2 separate regions of the Homo sapiens genome follow, and region 1 is linked to region 2. The links are chromatin contacts, found by Hi-C or POLR2A ChIA-PET in ENCODE. All regions are on one chromosome and are shown on one strand. Each heading gives the region's core, a stretch centred on a gene start or an enhancer-like site at or near the end of the contact. The rest is flanking DNA. Distances are from core to core; before and after follow the strand shown.

Evidence for each region. A loop is a pair of places that touch in the nucleus more often than their neighbours do. ChIA-PET counts read pairs that join two places held with the same protein, here RNA polymerase II (POLR2A). Pooled maps may share reads with other maps.
Region 1: a pooled map shows a loop between it and region 2 (2.1-fold over the local background). The contact joins two enhancer-like sites. A Hi-C loop is called at or near these places in 1 of 50 pooled maps. POLR2A ChIA-PET finds 5 or more read pairs at or near these places in 5 of 52 experiments (BJ, SK-N-SH, activated CD8-positive, alpha-beta memory T cell and 2 more).

What each region holds. Positions count from the first base shown.
Region 1 is chr3:177,496,709-177,501,221 of GRCh38, reverse strand. The region is part of intron 1 of LINC00578 (long intergenic non-protein coding RNA 578); the gene reads right to left. Among named protein-coding and RNA genes, the nearest start is that of LINC00578, 57 kb to the right of the region's middle. Within about 2 kb of position 2,826, at least 5 of the 41 ENCODE cell types and tissues checked have a DNase peak (open chromatin) inside an H3K27ac peak, as active enhancers do.
Region 2 is chr3:177,336,748-177,341,432 of GRCh38, reverse strand. No RefSeq gene overlaps it. Among named protein-coding and RNA genes, the nearest start is that of LINC00501, 45 kb to the right of the region's middle. RefSeq lists enhancers at 2,501-2,600, 2,458-2,752 and a silencer at 4,038-4,332. Within about 2 kb of position 2,657, at least 10 of the 41 ENCODE cell types and tissues checked have a DNase peak (open chromatin) inside an H3K27ac peak, as active enhancers do.

The DNA of each region.
Region 1 (4,513 bases), core at 1,577-4,076, 160 kb before region 2:
CACAAACAAATGCAGAAACATTCCATGCTCATGGATAGGAAGAAGCAGTATCATTAAAATGACCATACTGTCCAAAGCAACTTATAGATTTCCAGGTTCAAGCGGTTCTCCTGCCTCAGCCTCCGGAGTAGCTGGGACTACAGGCGCATGCCACCATGCCCGACTAGTTTTTTGTATTTTTAGTAGAGATGGGGTTTCACCGTGTTGGTCAGGCTGGTCTCAAACTCCCGGCCTCAGGTGATCCACCCTCCTCGGCCTCCCAAAGTGCTGGGATTACAGGCATGAGCCACTGTGCCCAGGCAATATTTTTATATTTTAAGAATTTTTTTCAGGCTGGGCGTGGTGGCTCATGCCCGTAATCCCAGCACTTTGGAAACTGGGGTGGACAGATCACTTGAGGTCAGGAGTTCGAGACTAGCCCGGCCAACATGGTGAAACCCCATCTCTACTAAAAATACAAAAATTAACTGGGCATGGTGGTGCGCACCTGTAATCCCAGCTACTTGGGAGGCTGAGGCATGAGAATCACTTGAACCCGGGAGGCAGAGTTTGCAGGAAGCCAAGACCGTGCCATTGCTCTCCAGCCTGGGAGAAAGAAGGAGTCTCTATCTCCAAAAAAAAAAAGATTTTTTTTTCAAAAAGTTTTTAATAGAGTCAACTTGATGGTCAATAAATATTCAAAAGATTAAGTTCCACTTATTTTTAGCACCTCCTTTTACTCTCAAAAGTGTCCCAGTTTGGTTGATGTTGGCTAACTATAGCCAACAGGATAAAGCCACATTCCTTGTGATGTGGCCCTCTGCACCTTTCCAGTCTCCATCCCGTGACTCTTCAAAGCCTCCCAGGCTCGGCTCTCAAAGCTCTACTCCCACACTTCCCTCTGGCTGCAATGCCCTGTGCCCTCATAACCCTGCTGCATTCTAACTCGGCCATTACATCCAACCTAAATATCTTCTTACAGCTTCTGCTGACTTTCTTCTCTTACCTTCCCATCTTACAGCATTAATTATACGCACATATATGTCCTCATAGAGCTTCACATGCAACCCTGATTGTTGTTACAGCGCCACTATTTTCTTTCCTGTCCTCCTTTCAAACTGGATGGGGAAAGCTGAGAGGCCATGGACTTTGACTTCTTTATCTTTGTACATCCAGAGCCTGACGCATTACTGGACACAAACTGGTTATGGCAAATGTTGGTCTAATTAAATGTGTTGTATCACAAAGAAGGCCTTTCAGAACCTCAGAACCTCCTAAAACACACTATGAAGGCATCCTTGTGCTCTATGATTGCGTATAAGGCCCTTCCAGGACCTGATCCTCTAGCTGCTGAGCCCCAGCAGGGCCTGTTTTTTTCTGGAGGACTCATAGGTTCATGATCATCTGCTGGCATGCTCTTGAGAAGGCTCTAGGGTGAATAGATAACCTCAGCTGTCCGGTGATTCATTTCGCTATGTAAAATCTGAAATAATGATAATGTATTTTGCATGTGTGTGTGTAAAATTAACACTCACTTATTCCCAAATAAACCAATAACAATTTCCAGTGCCTATACCAAAAGCTTGACCAACAAAACTATAACTACCAGAAAGGGTAGTGAATATAACCTAACCCTATTTTCTTTTTTTTCTTTTTTTTTCTTTTTTTTTATTATACTTTAAGTTCTAGGGTATGTGTGCACAACGTGCAGGTTTGTTACATAGGTATACATGTGCCATGTTCATTTACTGCACCCATCAACTCGTCATTTACATTACATATTTCTCCTAATGCTGTCCCTCCCCCAGCCCCCCACCCCCTGACAGGCCACGGTGTGTGATGTTCCCCACCATGTGTCCATGTGTTCTCACTGTTCAACTCCGACCTATGAGTGAGAACATGCTGTGTTTGGTTTCCTGTCCTTGTGATAGTTTGCTTAGAGTGATGGTTTCCAGCTTCATGCATGTCCCTGCAAAGGACATGAACTCATCCTTTTTTATGGCTGCATAGTATTCCATGGTGCATATGTGCCACATTTTCTTAATCCAGTCTATCATTGATGGACATTTGATAACCTAACCCTATTTTCTAAAGCTGGTCATAGACTCCCCTTCACTAGGCAAGGGGCCCTTAAGTAAGAAGATGTCCAGCAAAGTGAATCTAAGACATACAAAATGGTGAGTTTCCATATTGGGTTATGTCTCACTCTAACAAAGCCGTCTTTCATTATGGATATAATTTAAAAGTGCCTATATAGGTGTGTATATGTGTATATCATATACACTTTGAATAGATAGCATTATCGATTCACACATCCACAGTCGTCAATAATACTGCGAATTACCTAGGAGACAGCACAGTGGTAATAGAGAGGCCTTGGAGCTAGATAAGTCTGTGATAGAATTTTGACTTCATCTTTTCTTGAGCCTCAGTTTCCTCATCTGTGAAATGTGAATAAACATGCCTGCCATTTAGACCTGTTGAAAGGATTAAAGAAGACAGTACCTAGACAGATAAATAGTAAAGTTGTTACATTTATTACTACAGGATCTGTTATTATTTGACTAGCATGTAATCTACTAATATTGCACAACCTTGATTCTTATTCTCTAAGGTGAAGTAGAGCTGATCGCTAAGTCCCCATTGCTGCCAAATTCTGTTTTCAGTGACATTTTAAGAACAGCCTCCCTCCGCATGTCCACAGGGAACTGTCAGGCCCAGGGGCACCTCTGCTGCTTCCCAGTAGGAAGCTCCCTCGAGAAAGCAAGCAGGGAGCGGGTTTCTATGATCCCACCAAGATTTGGCTGAGCTCCACTTTCAGCCTAGTGACTCATGCACCTTGAGTTGCTAAGGGAATTGAAAGTGTTGCCAAGGAATTTTGCAGTTTGCAGCAGGTGGATGTAGAAATTACAGAACCACTTTCTTCAAATCAGTAGCAGTGGATGTTTGTGCCCACAAGGATGAGGGCACTTTGGCAAGCACCCTAACCAACTTCTCCTCATACTTCAAAACAGACCCCAAACCATGTTTTCACCTTCTAGTGGTATATGAATGCACAGATGCAGAAGTAAAACCTGGTCCTGAGCAGAGGGTCTAAATCTGCAGGCGTCAACAAATATGTTACAACATTTTTTTAATGTGAATGGTCAATTGACTTTTATGAAACTGAATATTAACTGATAAATGATTACACTGTTCATCAATTATTTCACTTTAGATATAATCTGAAATCTTTCAAAAGATGTTTGTCTCTCCTTATCAATACAATTGATTGTTTTATCTCAGTGCTGCATTTTCGGCAATTTTCTCATATCTAACTTTCGGTTTATAAATTTTTTTGCTTTAGCTGTCTTTAACCAGCTGATTAAACCATGCACTGCATTTCCATTTCAATGACGATATTTTGCAATTCTAGAAAATTTATTTAACTATTTTTGAATTTTTTTTTAGTATTCCGCTTAAGTTTATGTGTTGGTGTTTTGGCTATATCTATTTGTATAGTTTTTTTATGATTGCGCTAAGGATAATGAAATACATACCTAACCTCTTACAGTCTATTTAGATGGAATATTTTACCACTACAAGCAAAACATGGAAGTCCTGCAACCCTTTGCCTTCTCCCGTTTGTGTCACAGCTGTCAGATGCTTTGCATATACATACCGAGAAACCCTACCAAAGTTACAATTTTTTTTTTTATATACGAAGTCTAGCTCTTGTCCTCCAGGCTGGAGTGCCATGGCATGATCTCAGCCCTCTGCAACCTCCCCTTCCAGGGTTCAAACGATTCTCCTGCCTTGGCCTCCCCAGTAGCTGGGATTACAGGTATGTGCCACAACACCTGGCTAATTTTTGTATTTTTAGTAGAGATGGGGTTTCACCATGTTGGCCACAGTGGTCTTGAACTCCTGACCTTAGGTGATCCACGCGCCTCGGCTTCCCAAAGTGTGGGATTACAGGCGTGAGCCACCGCTTCCAGCCACACTATGCCTAGCCAAAAGTTACAACTTTTGCTTTCAATAGTCATACATATTTTAAGAACTTAAAATATTAAGTTCTTAATATTAATATATTAATATTACCAGACAGTTTTTATATTACCCAGTTACCATTCTCTTCCATTTCTGAAGTTTCAAGTTTCTCTAGTATCACTTCCCTTAAGCCTAACTACTTCCTTTAGCATTTCTTTTAGATGGGTCTGCTGGTAATAAATTTTCTTCATTTTATCATCTTGCTGAGCCAATAAGCAGTTTGTTTAATTTCTCCTTCACAAAGGGTGCAAGTAATTAATCGAGTAGAACAGAAAAAGGGTAAAGATTGGATATGGAAGAAAACAGGTGAGTGACCAACGCCATATCTAATGCAAAGCAGCTTCCAATGAAGCCCCTTTTTCTTTTAAGCAGGTCTCAGGAACTCAGCTTTTTTTAGTATCCTTCTGCATTTGTCACTACCAGCCTATCACATGGGGTTCTTTTCCCTAAAGCCAGCCATGGGTAAATGTCCTTTCCCATCAGCTGGAAAGAATAAGTACCCATT
Region 2 (4,685 bases), core at 1,408-3,907:
TAGTTAGATAGGAGGAATAAGTTCTAGTGTTCATACAGCACTAGAGAGTGACTATAGCTAACAACAACTCATGGCATATTTTCAGGCCAGGCATAGTGGCTCATGCCTGTAATCCCAACACTTCGGGAGGCCAAGGCGGGTGGATCACGAGGTCAGGAGTTTGAGACCAGCCTGTCCAGCATGGCAAAACCCCGTCTCTACTAAAAATATAAAAATTAGCCGGGCATGATGGCACGTGCCTGTAGTTTCAGCTACTTAGGAGGCTGAGGCAGGAAAATCGCTTGAACCTGGGAAGCGGAGGTTGTAGTGAGCCGAAATTGTGCCATTGCACTTCAGCCTGGGCAACAGAGTGAGACTCCTTCTCAAAAAAAAAAAAAAAAAAAAATTGCATATTTTCAAATAGCTAGAAGATCAGATTTTTAATGTTCCCAACACAAAGAAATGATAAATGTTTGAGGTAATGGTTATGCTAATTACCCTGATTTGATTATTATACATTGTATCCATGTATCCAAATATCACACGGTACCCCATAAATATGTGTCAGTTAAAAATAATAATGAAAGCAAAAAATAAAAATTAGTTAATTAATTAACACAAAATAAATAAATAATCTCATCATGCACTGTGGGGTAGCACACATGAATTTGATCGTATTTGTAATTTGGAATCTATGCCAAATGCCATCTCAGTTATGAGGGTTATTCAGAAAGACAAACAGGATAGATACTCCCCAGCTGTCATGCCGCCTTAGTGCACAGGAAACCCTGTGAGCAGCTGACCCTCCAAGCTGATCTCAGCCCATTGGTATTCTTGGTGGTCCTGTCCCAGTATCTTAAAGGTGAAAAGTGCTGGGTGTAACATGTGTCACAAAACAGCTCTCTGAGTTAAGGTCTTTGCTTAATGAGGAGCTGTGAATACAGAGGACCTGTGGGAATACTTTAGGAATTAACCATGTGCTCATATGGTAGATCTACTACAGCTAACTAGCTGAGTGACCTTGAGCAAGGTACTTAACCTCTCTGGGCCTCTCATGTCCTTATACCTAAAATAAAGACATTGGGCCATTGGGCTAGATAATCTCTAAAACCTCTTCCAGCACAATAAATCTCTTCCAGCACAATAAATCTGTGATACATTCTTTATACAAATTAAAATATAGTTTTTAAAAGTTCCCCCAGGTCTTTTAGAAATAAATAGGCCGGGCGCAGGGGCTCACGCCTGTAATCCCAGCACTTTGAGAGGCTGAGGAGGGCAGATCACGAGATCAGGAGATCGACACCATCCTGGCTAACACAGTGAAACCCTGTCTCTACTAAAAATACAAAAAATTAGCTGGGCATGGTGGCATGTGCCTGTAGTCCCAGCTGTTCAGGAGGCTGAGGCAGGAGAATCGCTTGAACACAGGAGGCAGAGGTTGCCGTGAACTGAGATCGCACCACTGCACTCCAGCCTGGGCAACAGAGCGAGACTCTGTCCCAAAAAAATAAAATAAAATAAAATAAAATAAAATAAAATAAAATAAAATAAAATAAAATAAAATAAGACTATGAGCCAGGAGCAGTGGCTCACGCCTGTAATCCCAGCACTTTGGGAGGCCGAGGCAGGTGGATCACCTGAGGTCGGGAGTTCAGGACCAGCCTGACCAACATGGAGAAACCCCGTCTCTACTAAAAATACAAAATTAGTCAGGCATGGTGGCGCATGTCTGTAATCCTAGCTACTTGGGAGGCTGAGGCAGGAGAATCGCTTGAACCCAGAAAGTGGAGGTTGCAGTGAGTCGAGATCACTCCATTGCACTCCAGCCTGGGCAACAAGAGGAAAACTCCGTAACAAAGAAAGAAAGAGAGAGAGAGAGAAGGAAGGAAGGAAAGGAAGGGAGGAAGGAAGGAAGGAAGGAAGGAAGGAAGGAAGGAAGGAAGGAAGGAAGGAAGGGAGAGAGGAAGAAAGGAAAGAAAAGAAAGAAAGAAAGAGAAAGAAAAAGAAAGAAAGAAAGAAAGAAAGAAAGAAAGAGAAAGAAAGAGAAGAAAGAAAAAAGAGAAATGACTATGTCTAGAGAAAAAGATCTAGTGGGCAAACTATAAGTGAGTAAATCAGGCTAGTAGCAAACATATTCAGGAACCACCATGATAAAATGTGGCTGCTTATCTTTCCTGTTTGAACAGGAGGTCACAGTTTTGCTATATAGAGTTGAAAGGTTGTATAGACAGGATGTGTTAATTTGAGTTAGAATTCATCTGGGGCACCTGGACAGTTAATCCATCTCTGGGCTTCAGGAATCCAATACTACCCTAAGAACACTGTTGTAGAATGTATACGGCATGCTGGACATGGAAATCGGCTTGCTCCATTGGTGGTGGGGCATAGAGAGGTTCATGTCAGCCCAGCACATCCCCAGGAACTATACCAGTTTCCTTATTGCCCAAGCCAATATCTACAATGCAAAGCATCTTTCAACTGTAATTTAGGAGGACTATGAGCTGGCCACCTGAGTTTTTGCTTGCAGTTCAGGAACTATTGCTAAAAATGCATTTTATGGTGAAACAAGGGATTAGCTAATCTTTCAGGCTAACAGAGGACCAGCTACAAATGTTTCCTGTGTGTATTGTGAAACTCTGAGATAACAGAGAAGTTCCTTATTGCCCTCTGAATTTCCCTTCCCCCAGGACCTCCACTGGTCACACAAGCCATTATCTGAGACAAGCTGACCAGAGCGTGATGCTATAACTTTTTTTGTTCATACTTCCAAATTAAATCTGGTTAGAAAAATAAATGGCTAGAAAGTATTTAAATCTTGTCTTGAATCTTGGAGGAATTTACTTATTTTTCTTCATCTGTTGGCTACCCTTCTTTAAAAAAAAAATTATTATTATTTTTTTTGAAACGGAGTTTTGCTCTTGTTGCCCAGGTTGGAATGCAATGGTGCGATCTCAGCTCAACGCGACCTCTGCCTCCCGGGTTCAAGCGATTCTCCTGCCTCAGCCTCCCGAGTAGCTGGGACCACAGGTGCCCGCCACTACACCCAGATAATTTTATATTTTTAGTCTCAAACTCCTGACCTCAGGTGATCTGCCCACCTTGGCCTCCCAAAGTGCTGGGATTACAGGCGTGAGCCATTGCGCCCGGCCAGTTTTATTTTTTATTAACAAACTCATTCTCTGGATATTCTGGAGACAAAAGCAAAACACCCAAGAAAATGGGCACTTAGGCAATAAGAACTCAGACCCCTGTGGTTTGCTACAAATGTACTCACTAACAGAGCACATGCTGCCACCCTTAAGTTTCACACATGCTGCCAAGACCAAAGGTCCACTTTGATGACTAAATGGTAACACTATTTTCTTTGAATCATAGTATATGCATTTAATATTCTCTTGGGCCTTACTTAAAAGAGTAATATTTTTTCTTTTTTTTTTTAGGGTAAAGATATGGGAATTTCCCAACCACATTGTTCCACTTCATATCTTCTTCTTTCTCTTCTCATTTTATTTTCACTGCAGACCAGAGTGAAGACAAATGTGTATTACTTGGTAGCTTATGAACAGCAAGGAAAAACTGACTGGCAACCGCCATGGAAAGGTGTGAAACCGTAACCACGAGGACTCTCACATTTACATGTTACTGACTAGCGAATGTCTAGGCCTAAAACATCTGCCCTCTTATAGCTGTTTTATTATTATGTAAACATGGCTACAAGATTTCTGACATAAAATAGTAGATGACTCAGTGTCTTCAAATGATTAATTGCTGGTTTTTTTGCCTGACCTCTTTCTTCATTTCTTCAATAATAAATCTATTGTCATGCATTGAATTACGGAAGACTGAAGCTCCCAAATGCTGGGCCTGAAAATGCACTCACTCTCTCCAACAGCATGCGGGTGTTTCTCATTAGTTTCATAAGTGCCAAGAAAATTTCAAAATGATACCAAACAAGAATATTTTAAATTTTATCACATTACCAGCTAAGAAATCTGTAAGCACATTGTTAATTCACTTATATTCATCGCACAGCAAAACAAATATGGCATTTCAAAACTGAGAAAGTTAAAGCCTCCTATAAGAAGTCTATAGCCACCGTTTCTTGAGTCCTGTCTTCATATCTCATTCCTCCCAGAGCACATCTCTCACCAAGGTTCCTGTTAGATTCCATTCTGGTTTGTGTCTTTGTGGAGGCATGTCTGTCCGTAGCCAAGACACAGAGGGCTAGACTGGTTGTAACACAAATCAGAAATTTCTGCCTTGCAGCTGCCTGGGGAAGTAACAGTTAATTGAGCGTGGGAGCTGTGTGTAGACCCTCAAGACTAACAGTTAAGAGGCAAGGTTTCAGTAAAAATGTTTAGAAGCTGCATACCACACAGCTGGAAATGAAGGGCAGAGCTGTTTTCTGGGGAATTTGAATTATGTGTACATCCAATCGAGAACAATAAATGAATTTGTGTCCAGCAATAATAATCCCTCAGTTATAGATAGACATACCATTTATGCAGCACTTCCCATGAATTCTGTCTCACTGAGCCTCACAACAGTTCTGTGCATACAAGGCTGTTAATTGCAAGCCATTTTATTTATTTATTTATTTATTTTGAGAAGGAGTTTAGCTCTGTCGCCCAGGCTGGAGTGCAGTGGTGTGATCTCAGCTCACTGCAACCTCCGCCTCCCAGGTTCAAGCAATTCTCCTGCCTCAG